Regions from separate parts of the Homo sapiens genome. Here all the other regions are linked to region 5. A link is a contact called in ENCODE Hi-C or POLR2A ChIA-PET data. All regions are on one chromosome and are shown on one strand. Each heading gives the region's core, a stretch centred on a gene start or an enhancer-like site at or near the end of the contact. The rest is flanking DNA. Distances are from core to core; before and after follow the strand shown.

Region 1 (2,700 bases), core at 144-2,643, 740 kb before region 5:
TTTTGAGACGGAATCTCGCTCTGTCTCACCCAGGCTGGAGTGCAGTGGCCCGATCTCGGCTCACTGCAGCCTCCGCCTCCCGGGTTCAAGCGAGTCTCCCGTCTCAGCCTCCCGAGTAGCTGGGATTACAGGCGTGTGCCACCACGCCCGGCTAATTTTGTATTTTTAGTAGACGGGGTTTCACCATGTTTGCCAGGCTGGTCTCGAACTACTGACCTTAGGTGATCCGCCTGCCTCGGCCTCCCAAAGTGCTGGGATTACAGGCGTGAGCCACCGCGCCTGGCCGACAGGGTCTATTTTAAATGAGTCCCTCTGCCCTTGTGCCATTTGCCTGCTAGAACTCCCCCTCCCCCACTGCAAGCTTTCAACAGTTTGCTCTCTCTCTCTCTGCTCACTCAGAAAAGTCAGTCTCTCCGTGCCCAGTAGATGCAGCCTACAGTAGGCAGGGGCCCAAGATGCCAGCGCAGTCCAGCCCGATGGGAAGCACAAACACAACCCCCCCACCCCGAACGCGCCCAGCCTGGCTCGCCAGCAACTTGGACCGCGCGCAGTGCAATCGCCGCCGCTCCCCCGTTACTCCGGGGCGCGTTTCTCCGGGAACCTTTGCCCCCTTAGGGCCTCTCCTCCTCCCCTGTCCCCTGGGCTCACACCCCGGCAAGCGGCCGCTCCGCTGGGTGCGTGCGGGTGGGCGCGCCCGGGGAGGTGAGGGGCCCGGCCCGGAGAGGGATCCCCTTCGCCACCGTACGGGGCCAGCCTCCCTCTCGCGCCAGGGGGTGTGTGTGGCGGGACGGCGACGTCCCGGGAGTCCTGCCCGCCGGTGTCAGGGCCGGGCGCGCGTGTCACTCCGGGCGAAGAGTTCGGACTCCCGCCGGTTCCAAGTTATCGGAGTGAGCCAGCCCCGGGGCGGACGCGCCGGAGCGCCGGGTGCCGGGACCCGGAGGCGGGGAGGAGCGGGGCAGGAGTGCCCGGCCCGGCACCTACCAGATGAAGTCGGTGCAGTGGCTGCAGAAGGTGGGCTGCTTGAAGAAGCGCGCGATGAATTTGTGGTCCTTCACCTCGTGCACGTTCTTCTGCCTCAGCGCCCCTTTGCGGGCGAAGCGGTTGGCCACGTCCTGAGACGCCGTGGAGTCGTTGCCCGGGAAAACGTCAGCCATGGTCCCCCCCAACCACCTCTTGCCTCCGCCGGGGAGCTGCGGCCGCGGAGGGCCGGGTGGGCGGGGGCGGCGGGGGAGAGGTGCGGGCTCGGGGCGACCCCGGGCGCGGGGCGCGGGCCGGTGGCCGAGGTCGCGGCGAGGGGGCGCGGCGGGGGCCGGGGAGAGTCGGGCTGGTGCTGCGCGGAGCGGGAGCGGGAGCCGGAGCCGCTGGCTCGCCCGCTGGCCCCAGGCTCACTGACAGCCCGGTGCCCGGCGCTCGCGCTTCCTACTCGCGGCGGCAGAGGCGGCCCGGAGCGGCACCGCCCACCGCGCATGCCCCGAGCGCGAGGCCGCGAGGACGAGCGGCGGGGGCGCGCGGGCCGGGCGCGCGCGGGGGTGCGGCGAGGGTGCGGCGGCGGCGGCGCTGAGCGGACCGGACCGAGTGCGGAGGAGGCAGCGAGTGCCTTGCGGTGCTGGGAACACTGGGCAAGGGGAGGCGGCGGCGGCGGCGGCGGCGGCGGCGGCGGCGGCGGCGGCGGCCGGGGGAGGGCCGGCCCGAGTGGGGATGCGGGGGAGGAGGCCGGGAGTGGCGGGTCCGCGCTCCTCCGCCGCCTTTTTCTTTCCTCCCCTTCCTGCGCCCGGCTCTCCTCCCTCTCGCCCTCCTCCGCCTCAGTTCTCCTCCTCTTCTTCCGCTCTTGCCGCCCGGCCTCCTCCTCTCCCGGTCTTCCTTCTCCCACTCCCGCTCTCTCTCTTGTCGACGGGCTCGGAGTCCTGCGCCACCCGTGCCGGGCCGAGAGGAGCCCGCGTCCGGGAGTGGGCTCCACGCGCAGCCCCTGCCCCGGAGCCTCCCGCCCGGTGCTCACCTCCTAACCCCTCAGCACCCGCAGCAGGGAGCCCCTTCCCCATCCTCAGGACCCCCGGTGTCTCCAGGGCACGACGCCCGTGTTTTAGCTGCCTGTACCAGCTTGAGGTTTCACCTGGCCAAAATGTCACTTTCATCACGTGTGCACTAAAAGACCTAGCCCCTAGACCTTCCTACAGGAGGAAGAGAGCGATTTTTAAATAATTAAGCATTGACCCTTTCCCCTACCTTCTCTTCTTGACCTATACCTTATTTCACCTGCGTGTGGTAGAGACTTTTAATTTGTACGTCGGGCATTTATCACCACGTGGGATGGTTAAAGGACTTGTCTTAGGTATTTATCCCGTTATTCAATGGCCACCAGAGCGACGATGTTGATTATCAGGCTTTCTTGATTTTACAAGTCCAGGACCTTAATTTAGAAATCATTTTGCATCCCAAGCTAATTACTGCAATACTGTCAGGTGCAGAGTGCAGCCAGTACGTTTGTAACTTACCAAGTAAAACTGCCTGTGAAAGAGTAGCGGGCATGGCTATGCAAAGGACGCAGGTGGGGATGCACCAGCTAATCACTCGCTGAATATTTATCAGGTCTGCCTGGAGGCCGCTAAAATACATAAGGGAAATAATCATTTCTCAGCGTTTCATTGGTGTTTTGTTTTATTTGCCAGATTCACGAAATCCCCAAAACGACTTTACGAGCTA
Region 2 (2,700 bases), core at 62-2,561, 580 kb after region 5:
ATGCAAGTTGGCAATTTTACATTGCACAAGAATATATGGTTTTAATCCACGCAAGTGTCGCCTCTGACGATGCTCTCTTTCCAGTTCCTCCTGCACCACACTTGCTCTCATCATCTGCTACAGGGGAGGGACCTGCTAGCCCTGTGCCTAAGTTAGCACCAGCAGGAACCCACAGGTGTTCAGTGGGGAGTCGCTGACTGCCTTGGAGAAGCGTATTTGAGACAAGCTGTTAATGGCTCACGGTCCTAGGGTAACCCCCTCGGCTGGCACCTGCATTTAGGACAGCAGTGAGCCAAGCAGTTTCCAGCTTGTGGGAAAGAAGCTTTGAGGGGTCCCTAAGGGCAAGAAGGCCTTTCCTGGCTCAGTCCAATCAGATACCTGCTGTGGCTGTGCTTCTTCTGGCCACAGGTCCCTGTCTTTGTTGGTTCCCTGCACTGACCTGGCCAAAAGGAAGCTGCTTGCTTCTGGGCAGCAGCTGTCCCCTCCCCCAGAAAGTCTAAAAGGACACAGAGGACGTCTTCAGTATTTCCGTAGAGGTCACAAGCTAAGTGGGTCGCTGTCGCTGTTTTACGTTTGGTTGGTGCTGAGACACTTCCTCTTTCATTTATGTCTTATTCAGGCCACCTCCTCCATCCCCCTTGAAGACTGAAAAAGGGGAACTTGAAAGAAAAACCGAAAATTTCAGACCGAGCTATGGTGCAGGAGACCATGCTGTCATCCTGAAGCAGAGGCTGGGGACGTCACCAAGAGGATCACAGCATCCTCGAGGGTTCACTGAGGCCACTGCCCAGGCTTTCTTTTCTTTCTTTTTTTTAATAGAGATCAGAGTCTTGCTAGGTTGCCCAGGCTGATCTCAAACTCCTGAGCTCAAACAATCCTCCCACCTCAGCCTTCTAAAGTGCTGGGTTTACAGGCTTGAGTCACTATACCGGGCTGACCAGGGACTTTCTTCCTCCCCTCATTCGAACTTTCTTAGCTCCCACTCAAGTCTTCCTAAATGCTATGTGGTATTCTTAGGACTCCTAATTCCTAATTTTTCAGGAAGTGAAATGATATTCTTAAAGTAAAAACCAAAATCTGCTTTTGCTCAATTCTTTGAATTTACTGTATTTATATGCCATATATAGAGAGAGAGAGAAAGAGAGACAGAAAGAGTGCATGTAGATATACACACACAAATGTATACACACACACACACACACACACACACACATCAGATTGTGGTAGCTTTTGGAAACTCTCTAAGGCACAGAAAATAAGTTGCCTGACAAGACATCAAAGAATTGCAAAAGAGGCCACAGCCCCAAAGGCCTTACTGACTGCTTTGTGATTTGTAGCATGACTGCTGATAAGCATCTATTTGCTTCAGTAAATAGAAGTTGAATCATAACATTTGTTCCAGGAAACAGTAACTGAAGTCGCAAATCATAAATAATAAAGCATGAAAAATCTTCTTTTAACCTAATGGACTAAAAGATTTCTTGCTTTTTTCATTTCTGCTAATGGCCTCTCTCCCTTGGCACTGCCAGAGCTGGCCCATTAAAGGTGAATTGAGCCTCAGTTTGCAGGCAGGACGTGGTCCAAAAGATCATTTGTAAGTTGGTTGTTTGGATCAAAGAATGTGTTTTCTCCTAGAAACCGTTTTTCTCAGGGTGACTGGGTTCTCAGGTTCGCTCGCACAGTGCTGTTCAACTTCTACTGAAGCTGAGCTCTGGGTCTTTGAGGGCAGGTTCTCTGCAGTGCAGGAGGGAGAAATCAGGTCACCTGCTGCTCCTTTGCATAGAGACCTGGCTCTGAGCACAATTTAAGCATAAGTAGTTTTCTTTTCTACTTTCTCAACTCCCTTTTGGCGTCCAGGTCCAGGGCCGTAGTCCCTGGATTGCAGCACCCTTTCCTAAAGTGCTTTACCCACCTCTGGGCTGCTTGCCTGCTAAGGGGGGTCTGGGACCCCAAATTACCCACTATTCCTGCTTCCTGACCAATCAGACTTCCATTTCCTCAGAGCAGTTGATATCAGCTAAGGGCCAGGGGAAAAGCAAAAGGAGAAGATATGAATTCACACTAGTAGGTGAATCATGGAGAACCTCTTAACCCTCTTAATATCTTCTCATGTTAAAATGAATTAGTTGTGAGACTTGAGAGTCCTTGTGGCAGTATGGGTTAGGGATGAACACGGTGACTAAGGATTCGGAATTCACACACACATTAGTAGGACTCTTAGGCTCTTCACTGCACCTGCTTCCAGAACACTGGCAGTCAGTTAGGAAATGATCCTACTCTGGAAAAAAAATGCAATGGTCGCAGAGAAGAAACTTTCAAGTTCAGACACTGGGGAGAATCCCCTCAGTGAATAAGCTGATTATCTGCCAGATTGCCTCTGAGAATAAGCCACATTCATGCACACAGAACCCCCCACCAGTTTTTTGTGCCTCATAATGAAATCTTAACAGATAGCCAAAGATTACCAGATGTTTATGGAAAGTTCTAACATGAAACAAAAAGACCAAAACAGAGGAAACAACAGAACAAATCTTCAAAAGTAGTATAGTTACTATCTATAGAGAAATAAGAAAAGGCATTTTATCCATGAAATAGGATGTATTTTAGACTTTCAGGATGCCGTAACAAAATATGATACACTGGGTGGTTTATAAACAAAGAAATTTATTTCTCATGGTTCTAGGGACTGGAATCCAAGAT
Region 3 (2,819 bases), core at 205-2,704, 590 kb after region 5:
TCCTTGCTGAAAGTATTACTGTAGTGAAATATGCTCACACTTGATTGGCCAGAGGGGGTTACTTGTGATACATGAATAGATTTAGTGTTTTCTTAACTTCTAGAATGCTATTTTCCCTAATTTTCGAATATCAGTCCACATTTTCTGGGTAAAGGGAGGTGAGGAAGTTGTTTTTGAATCAAATTAGATTGAACAAACCTACCATGGGTTATTTTCTTTAAAAATTTATTACTTTAAAATAAAAACTGAACGAGAGACATAAATAAAAGTGATCATGTAAACAAGTCGAATTGTGAAGCAGTACCCTGTAGGGTGAGTTACGTAGCAAACCGTGTTCTCTGTGCTTGCAGAGATGGTTGATATAACTCTAAATGTAACACAGGAAGTCAGTTACAAGGGTATTTATTCTGGTCACCAGACACTAGTGACAGAATAGAGTTGAGCTGCTCTTTAAAAAGGGGGTGGGGGTGGGGAAGGGGACGAGGTTATTCTGTCTAAAGCCGTGGTTTAAAGCATGGGCTTCAAGACATCAGGGCAGTTGTCCTCAGTCAGTGCTGCGTGAGGGAAGGCCAGCAACCCCTCCAGGCACACGTGTAACAGATCTGTTTAGCGTGTCCTTAAAGAGTGAAATCATGACTGCCTATTGTTGATGTGATTTATTTTATTTTATTTGTTTATTTATTTATTTATTTATTGAGATGGAGTCTCGCTCTGTCGCCAGGCTGGAGTGCAATGGCGGGATCTCGGCTCACTGCAACTCCGCCTCCCGGGTTCAAGCCATTTTCCTGCCTCAACCTCCTGAGTAGCTGGGATTATAGGCGCCTACCATCATGCCTGGCAAATTTTTGTATTTTTGTAGAGACAGGATTTCACCATGTTAGCCAGGCTGGTCTTGAACTCCTGACCTCAGGTGATCCGCCCACCTTGGCCTCCCAAAGTGCTGGGATTGCAGGCATGAGCCACCATGCCTGACCCATGTGATTAGTTTTTGTGGTTCCTTTTTGAGTACTTGATTTGGAGTACTTGCTACTTTCAGAAAAAGACTTCTTTTGTGGGAAAAGACTCTGAAACTTCAGTTTCTCAAGTATTTGACCTCCAGCCCATTAAGTTTTACAAGACAAGGCATGGTGGATAGCAGCAAAGGATTTTGATAGGGAAATCTGGGGCTTCTTCCACTTGGAAGAAGCTGACCGGCGCCCTCTAAACCTTTGCCCTATCTGTTTGCACAAGTTGCAGTGTGCTGTTATTGGCTTCAGCATTGTAGAAAGATATAAAGTAAGTTGAGGGATGGATAGTGTAAAGAGGGGGAAGTGGTTATCTGAGTAGCAAACTGATGTATCTATTATATCCTTCTCTAGAGTTATAATTTATCAGAGGAAATTAGTGTAAAGATAAGCAGGAAGCTGTGGTTTAAAAACATGCGAAGAAATGCCCTTCTTAAAAACTTCAGCTTGCCTTAGAGTGATTTATGCTTACAGTTCAATGAGAAATAGTGGAAGAAATTTTCTGCTTCTCTTCCATTTAGGGCAAGAGAGCTTGACTTTGCAAAACTGAATAAATATTGATATGTGTGGCAAAGTTCATTTTTTAAACCCTATAAGTGTGAGGACAGGATTTATCTTTCCAAATATGGGACAGAGGTATGATGTTCATTAGGAGGAAAAAAGTGATTTTCTTTAAAAAGGAAGAAGGAAAGTACCTAATCTCAGTATGTGTGTGTGTGCCCACACTTGCCCACAAACATCAATATACATTCATGTGTTTACTCATGGGTATGACTGCATTCAGGTGACTGCACAGAAATGTCTACACATGTGTTTTCACATACATATGTCTACCCATGCCTGTGTGGACACTTATATATGTATATACATACATGTCAAATTAATATAATGCCTTGTAGAATATTCAGCAAGTTGAGAAAAAATATCCTATCATGCTAGAAACAAAGTATAAGAATGAGTGTATTTCTTTTTCATCTTTTTTCAGTGCGTACTTTTGACATCATTTGTAATTCTGTGTGTATTTGGTACGTGCCATTTCACTCAGTATATCATTAGCATTATTCATATTCACAGCATCATTATCAAATGCAGCGTCTTCATGGGGTAATATGTCACCCTATGATCTAGAAGCCAATGCTTCTCTCTTGCCTGATGGTATTTTGCTGTGGTTTGTTGAAGTGCGCATCTTTCAATGCTTTTCCAGGCACTGGTGAGGTGGATTGATGATGAATCTTCTGGCACACCTGGAGCAACTCCAGAACACAGTCGTGAGGATAATGGGAATTTACTGAAACCCGTGGAAGGAAGCCTTTAAGGAATGGAAAGAGTGGATAATAAAATGCCTGACTGTTCTCCAAAAATAAGGACCTTCAAATAGGAGTGATTGAAATAAATGACTACTTGCATGTTATGCTTTCATTTGGGTGGAATACTTCATCAGAATAAACTATTGATCTTGTGCTGTGTCAAAGTAACAGACTAGAACCTTCTTTCAAGTACCTGAATTGAAATGAAACTCATTTTGAATAATAAAAACTCTAGAAACTCTTTATCTTCTCATCTTACTGGCCTGGTCTGTGGCAGCAAGCACATTATTTCCATTCCCCAAATATGTTTAGGTCTCCCAAGAAAGCTGGGACTGGCGGTAATGAGCAAGTAAATAACTTGAAAAAGAACTGTAGATGCCCCAAGGAACCAACCAACATAATTTCCAGGGGGTGATTTTGTTTTTAGAAGAGCTGCTCCCCTCTGTTAGGGCCAGCCAAGTCACATTTTTGGACGTCCGTGGACTCTGATCACCACAGCCCTCCTCTT
Region 4 (2,700 bases), core at 53-2,552, 630 kb before region 5:
GCATATATTTATTATGCACAACATTGTGAAATGACTAAGTCAAGCTAATTAACATAAGCGTTGCTTCACATACTTATTAATTTTGTGATGAGAACACTTAAGATGTACTCTTTTAGCAATTTTCAAGAACACAATACATTATCATTTACTATGGTCACCACGTTGTAAAATAGATCGCTTAGACTTATTCCTCCAATCTAACTTAAATTTTGTTTCCTTTGACCAATGTCCTCCTCCTCCTGAGGCTGGAGTAGGGTAGTTTATCTTTTTTTTTTTTTTTGAGTCTCGCTCTGTCGCCCAGGCTAGAGTGCAGTAGCGCAATCTCGGCTCACTGCAACCTTTGCTTCCCGGGTTCAAGCAATTCTCCTGCCTCAGCCTCCCGAGTAACTGGGATTACAGCCGTGTGCCACCACGCCTGGCTAATTTTTTGTATTTTTAGGAGAGACAGGGTTTCACCGTGTTAGCCCGGATGGTCTCGATCTCCTGACCTCCTGATCCGCCCACCTTGGCCTCCCAAAGTACTGGGATTACAGACGTGAGCCACCCCGCCCGGCCAGTTTATCTATCTTGAATGTATTAACTGACTGGTTAAATTCCTGCAATTGCATGCTTGATTTTGCATCCTTGATTCTCAGTACTAATTATCTGGATTATATATCATTCCCTAGTTATAAACATGTTCAAGTATGCTTTTGAAAACTAAACATTCTTAAAAGCATTCTGTACCCTTTATTTTCCTTAGCATGATTTGTCTTTGAGACAAGGAAGAGCTAGCTGTTGGTGTTTACTTCCAGTGAGATAGGTTTTAAAAAGAACCTTTTGAAGAATTTGACTTGGGTTTTGATATATCAGAGAGTGAGGAAATTTTCACTTGAGACCCATTCAACTCTGATGTCTGTCCACATAACGGATCACCCCTTTTGTGAACATCCTCCAGCCGCCCCATTTTCTGTGCCCTTATTTTTTCGCCACGGCCCCTAAGGTGATCATAAGCGACTCTGCGCGGGATGCGGGAGGGCAGCAGCATTCAAACTGTGGTCGGGTTATCCCGGAAGCTTCGACTGGGGACCCGCCAAGGGGCCCACAAGCTGGGGTGCGAGTCTGGCGGTTGCTGGGCCAGCAGGAGCGTCGCCATGGCAACGGGGCCGCGCGCACGCCGCCACCTGTGGGTGGAGAAATGCCCGCGCGGAAGTCTCCGCCCCCAGCCTGGGGCGCCGGTGGTCGCCGCCGCCGGGAACGTCGCCATGGCAACCGCACCGCAGGCTAGAGGGGTGGAGTAGGGGGCGGGGAAATGCGAGCGCGAAAGTCCCCGCCCCCGGGCTGCTGGGCGGCGGCGACCCAGCGGCCCGCAAGGATTTGAAACCGTTTGGCAGGGGCGGCGGTGGCGGCGGCGTTGGCGGCAGCGGCCGAGCGGAAAGCTTGCGTGTGGTGGTGCCAGGTTCTCGTTTTTTTCTGAATTTCCTTCCCCCGCCCCTCCCACCAGGTTCTTGAGTGGAATTTTGCGCCGGTGGCTGCCGCCCCGCCCTTGCGGGCCCGTTCGGGAAGGGGCGTCGCCCTCAGGCCCTGGGCCCGTTCTCCGGGCCTGGGGGGCGCGCGCCCCTGGGGTCCCGGCGCTGCCCGCTGTGGTGTCCCCGGCAGGCAGAGCGCGATCCAGGCCGGGACGACTTGGGAAAGTTCTAAGTAAAGTTTGATCAGCCGGTTTGATCGGTCTGACGTGGTCCAAGAGTCTGACCCAAGGGTTTGCGACTGGGAGAGGAAATCTGTGTCCTGGACAAGGTAGGAGCGCGGCCTGGGCCTGGGCCTCGGCGGGCCGAGGAAGGGACTGCCAGGAACGGCACCGCTGGAGTTTTCAATTCCGTCCCAGAAAAGAGTCTCAGAACAATCAGCTGGATTTGCGGGGACAGAACCAGGGCGCTGGTTGGTTTGCAGAAAGTCATAGGCCGCTTGGAGAGGCCCAAGCCCAGCACCGCCGCATGTAGGATGCTACCCTGTGTTTCTGAGTTAATTATTTTTAAGTGTTCAAGAGAACGACATAAGTAAATGTGAACAGCTTTTCTGATCATTGCACGGCTACTTTTATTTGTTTTTAATATTTTAAGATGAGTCAAAATAAGATAGAAAAGGCACATTAAATTCCATGAGCCTCTCCACAGTGGTCAGGCTGCAGCTTAGTGGAATGCATGGTATTAATAATTTGTGCAGTGTTCAGGCCCAGCTGTCACTGTCCACTAAGAACCTAGGTCAGTGACTTCACCTCACTTAAGCCTCAGCTTCCTTCTTCCTCTGTGAAATGACCATGGAAATGGTGCGGAAATGGTAGGGCCGGGCCAGAGAATAAACTGAGATTTGTTTCTAAAGCACACACTGAGCTACGGGTAGAGTCAGGGAAGGCTCTTGTCAAAACATCCACACGTGTAAGCCAGAGAAAACGTGCACCTCTAATCCTTTTTAATTTGTCGACGTTTCCAGTTTTCTTTAATGACCCACAATATATTTAAAATATGATTTGATTGAACAAAATGGGTTTTACACAACTTCCAAGAACGTTTGTTTTGTTTGGCAAGGAGTGTGATATGAATGAAGTGTATTCTTTGCTTGGCAGTTGTGACTCCTTTTTTTCCCAGACCTTTTAATACTTGTGGTTTGGTTATGTTTGCTGACTGTAGGGTAGGTAAGCCCATTTTGTAGCTGTCCAAAAAG
Region 5 (2,774 bases), core at 242-2,741:
TGTTTTAAAGTTCTGAAGGCCTAATGACAGGCCATCTCGCATTTAAAAGGGCTCGTCATCCATTAAGTTGGAGAGTAAGAGCCTTGCACAGCTCTGAGGCCAGGACTCTGCCTTTCACTTCTTGGATCTCTTTGGTTCACACCTTTATGTGTGTGTGTGTGTGTGTTTTTTTTTTTTTTTTTTGAGGGAGTCTCGCTTTGTCACCCAGCCTGGCGTGCAGTGGTGCCATCTTGGCTCACTGCAACCCCCCCACCCCCGTCTCCTAGGTTCAAGCGATTCTCCTGCCTCAGCCTCCCGAGTAGCTGGGACTACAGGCACGTGCCACCACACCCGGCTGATTTTTGTATTTTTAGTAGAGACGGGGTTTCGCCATATTAGGCAGGCTGGTCTCGAACTCCTGACCTCAGATGATCCTCCAGCATGGGCCTCCCAAAATGCTGGGATTACAGGCATGAGCCACCGTCCCCGGCCCTTTGTTTTTTAAAAGGAAGAAAAGTTAATTATTCGCTCATAACATAAGGAATCATTCTATAGCAGCAGCAGAATAAATACACAATGCTCTGGGTTTGTGACATATTTTCTCATTTTAACGGAGAAGAGAAGGTTGTGTGTGCCTTATAAACGTTTTTGGGCAAATGTGGGAGAAATTCAAAGGTGACAATGGGGTGAGGAGTTTTCGATACATTAAAACGGCATGCATGCCTTGTCGTTTGGAGTGGGAAAAAAGATATTCCTATCGGTTTAATATGTAACATATGGCAGAAGAGGGGACTTTGGAAGAGTAACGGGTATGCAGTTGTTTGGGAGAGATGGCCAATGTGTGCCGCTACGAGGGTCTTATGGCCAGCAGGTTAGGAAGCTGGACCTAGGTCTTCAGGGCACTGAGGTATGCCTCCTAACTGGTGTTAGCACTCAGGCCTATACTGGCGGATTCACACCCCACTTTCACACATGCACAAACGCAATTCATCCACCAACTGCAGTCCTATATTTACCCGAACTCAGATGCACGTGCACAAGCGCGCACAGGCATGCACACGCCTCCAGCGGCTGGGCCCGAGTCCGCCCTATGACAGCGGGCCAGCCAACCCCAGGGCCGGAACTCCCTTTATAAAGTCCTCCAAGCCCAAATTCCCAGGGAAACTTGAATAGAGGTAGAAAAGCGTTTGATGATAGAAAAAAAAAAATCTGCTTGCTTGCAGTTCTTGCGATGGCCATAATGCTACCAGAAACTGTTGCATTCCAGAGCCGGGGAGAGCGAGGGCAGGCAGGGGGAGGAGGCGGGAGCAAAGAGGCCGGAGAACTTAAAAGAAGAAATCAGAACTCGGGCTGAGAATGCCCTCGGGGCCGCGGGGGGCTGGCAGGGGGCGGAGGAGAGGCCGGGGAAGGGTTAACGCGGGAGCGGAGCGTGCGGCGGGGGCGGGCCGGGGCGGGGCGGGGCGGGCGCGGGGCGCTGTCCCTTTAAGGCGGGCGGCGCGGGCCGGCCGAGCGCGGCTGTGATTGGCGCGGCGGGATCACTGGCTCCGCGAGCCTGGCCCGGGGGAGTCGGCTGGAGCCGGCTGCGCTTTGATAAGGTCCTGGCAACTCAGTAACAGCCCGAGAGCCGGGAAATAAAAATAACCCCTCAGAGCGATGGATTTCGGGGCCGCCCGGCGGCCGAGGCGCCCGCCGAAGGCCCTGCTGTAAAAGGTGGGGGTGGAAGCTCGGCCCCAGCGGAGCCGCTTCAAAGAAAGCCCCCCTCTTACAGGGGGCGAGGTCGCGCCGAGCCGCGGCGTGGGCGCGGGGGGCGGGAGGGGGCCCGGCCAGGCGGAGGCCGGGCCTGGAGGGGGGCGCGGGCGGGGCGGCCCTGCGGAGCGGTGGCGGGGCTGCGGGGGGCGGCCCGGGGCGCGGCCGGCGCGTACCTCCCTTTCAGGACCGTGCGCTCGGCTCGCGCCTTTGAAGTGCACAGTTAAATCCACAGCGCAGTTTTTGTTGGAAGCGCCCGGAGGACATTTGGTGCGCCGAGTGACTGCTGGAAACAGGACCTGCGTTGAAAGCCGGGCCGGGCGGGGGCGGAGGCCCGCTCGGATCTTTTGCATAAAAGGGGCGGCGGGGCGCGCCGTTCCCCCTCCCCGGCCGGTGGCTTTCGCTCTGAACCCGGGATTGTTGTTTCCCGCACCCCCTCCCCCGCCGCACGACTCCCCATGTTCCCCGACGCCGCGGCCGGCCCGGGGGGGCCCGGGGCTGCCGCCGCGAGCCGAGCCGGGGGCCGGGGCCGGGCCCCTGCCAGGGGCGCCTGCGAGGTCTCGCCGCCGAGCGCGCGCGGGGATCAATGGTGAGTGCCGAGGCCGAGGCGGCCGGGCGGACCGCGCGCTTTGATGTGCGGGGCGGCCCTTTGAAGTTGGCAGGCCGGCTATTTCGGGGCGCGCTAGGGGCCGGCGCGGAGGGGAGCGGCGGACCCGGCGCCCAGCGTTCCGGGGGGCTTGGCCGGGCAGCCTTGCGCGCCCTGCGCCGGAGCCCCCTCCCCAGCGCGGTGACCGGGTTGGCGGGGGGCCCAGAGAGGAGACTTATCCGAGTGGCGGCAGTGGCGGGGGCGGAGAGGGGGCAGATACCCCCCGGGGGTCGCGTCGCTGTCGCGGTTATGGATGTGAGTCGGCGTGTGAGTGCGCGCGGGAGTGCCTTTGGGAGGTGGGATGAAAGGGTAGCGGCGCCCCCCGCTTGCCCTCCCCCGCCCCCCGCCTCTCCTCCGCCCCATCCTCTCCTCCTACTTCTCTTCCCCCTCCCCTTTTCCCCTC

What was found. Hi-C counts contacts between places; a loop is a spot of excess contacts on that map. ChIA-PET counts read pairs that join two places held with the same protein, here RNA polymerase II (POLR2A). Pooled maps may share reads with other maps.
Region 1: a map of naive thymus-derived CD4-positive, alpha-beta T cell shows a loop between it and region 5 (9-fold over the local background). The contact joins the promoter of PRKCA here to the promoter of AXIN2 in region 5. A Hi-C loop is called at or near these places in 1 of 168 maps with a recorded cell type or tissue (naive thymus-derived CD4-positive, alpha-beta T cell) and 8 of 50 pooled maps.
Region 2: a pooled map shows a loop between it and region 5 (6-fold over the local background). The contact joins the enhancer-like site here to the promoter of AXIN2 in region 5. A Hi-C loop is called at or near these places in 3 of 168 maps with a recorded cell type or tissue (ascending aorta, gastrocnemius medialis and naive thymus-derived CD4-positive, alpha-beta T cell), 2 of 37 single-sample maps with no recorded cell type and 17 of 50 pooled maps.
Region 3: a loop to region 5 is called in a map of ascending aorta, with 7 times the contacts of the local background. The contact joins the enhancer-like site here to the promoter of AXIN2 in region 5. A Hi-C loop is called at or near these places in 2 of 168 maps with a recorded cell type or tissue (ascending aorta and naive thymus-derived CD4-positive, alpha-beta T cell), 2 of 37 single-sample maps with no recorded cell type and 16 of 50 pooled maps. POLR2A ChIA-PET finds 5 or more read pairs at or near these places in 1 of 52 experiments (naive thymus-derived CD4-positive, alpha-beta T cell).
Region 4: a loop to region 5 is called in a map of CD8-positive, alpha-beta T cell, with 22 times the contacts of the local background. The contact joins the promoter of CEP112 here to the promoter of AXIN2 in region 5. A Hi-C loop is called at or near these places in 2 of 168 maps with a recorded cell type or tissue (both CD8-positive, alpha-beta T cell), 2 of 37 single-sample maps with no recorded cell type and 9 of 50 pooled maps.

What each region holds. Positions count from the first base shown.
Region 1 is chr17:66,301,306-66,304,005 of GRCh38, reverse strand. PRKCA (protein kinase C alpha) reads right to left here and starts at 1,393. Exons shown (of 17, transcript NM_002737.3): 1 at 982-1,393. The coding sequence starts at 1,154. RefSeq lists an enhancer at 98-599.
Region 2 is chr17:64,983,967-64,986,666 of GRCh38, reverse strand. No RefSeq gene overlaps it. Among named protein-coding and RNA genes, the nearest start is that of LRRC37A3, 66 kb to the right of the region's middle. RefSeq lists enhancers at 235-284, 565-864, 1,482-1,761. Within about 2 kb of position 1,311, at least 28 of the 41 ENCODE cell types and tissues checked have a DNase peak (open chromatin) inside an H3K27ac peak, as active enhancers do; they include ascending aorta and gastrocnemius medialis, where a contact is called at or near this core.
Region 3 is chr17:64,967,771-64,970,589 of GRCh38, reverse strand. It overlaps the pseudogene AMZ2P1. Among named protein-coding and RNA genes, the nearest start is that of LRRC37A3, 50 kb to the right of the region's middle. Within about 2 kb of position 1,454, at least 6 of the 41 ENCODE cell types and tissues checked have a DNase peak (open chromatin) inside an H3K27ac peak, as active enhancers do.
Region 4 is chr17:66,190,735-66,193,434 of GRCh38, reverse strand. It overlaps CEP112 (centrosomal protein 112), which reads left to right and starts at 1,302. Exons shown (of 27, transcript NM_001199165.4): 1 at 1,302-1,438.
Region 5 is chr17:65,560,365-65,563,138 of GRCh38, reverse strand. AXIN2 (axin 2) reads left to right here and starts at 1,491. Exons shown (of 11, transcript NM_004655.4): 1 at 1,491-1,689. RefSeq lists a silencer at 1,328-1,477.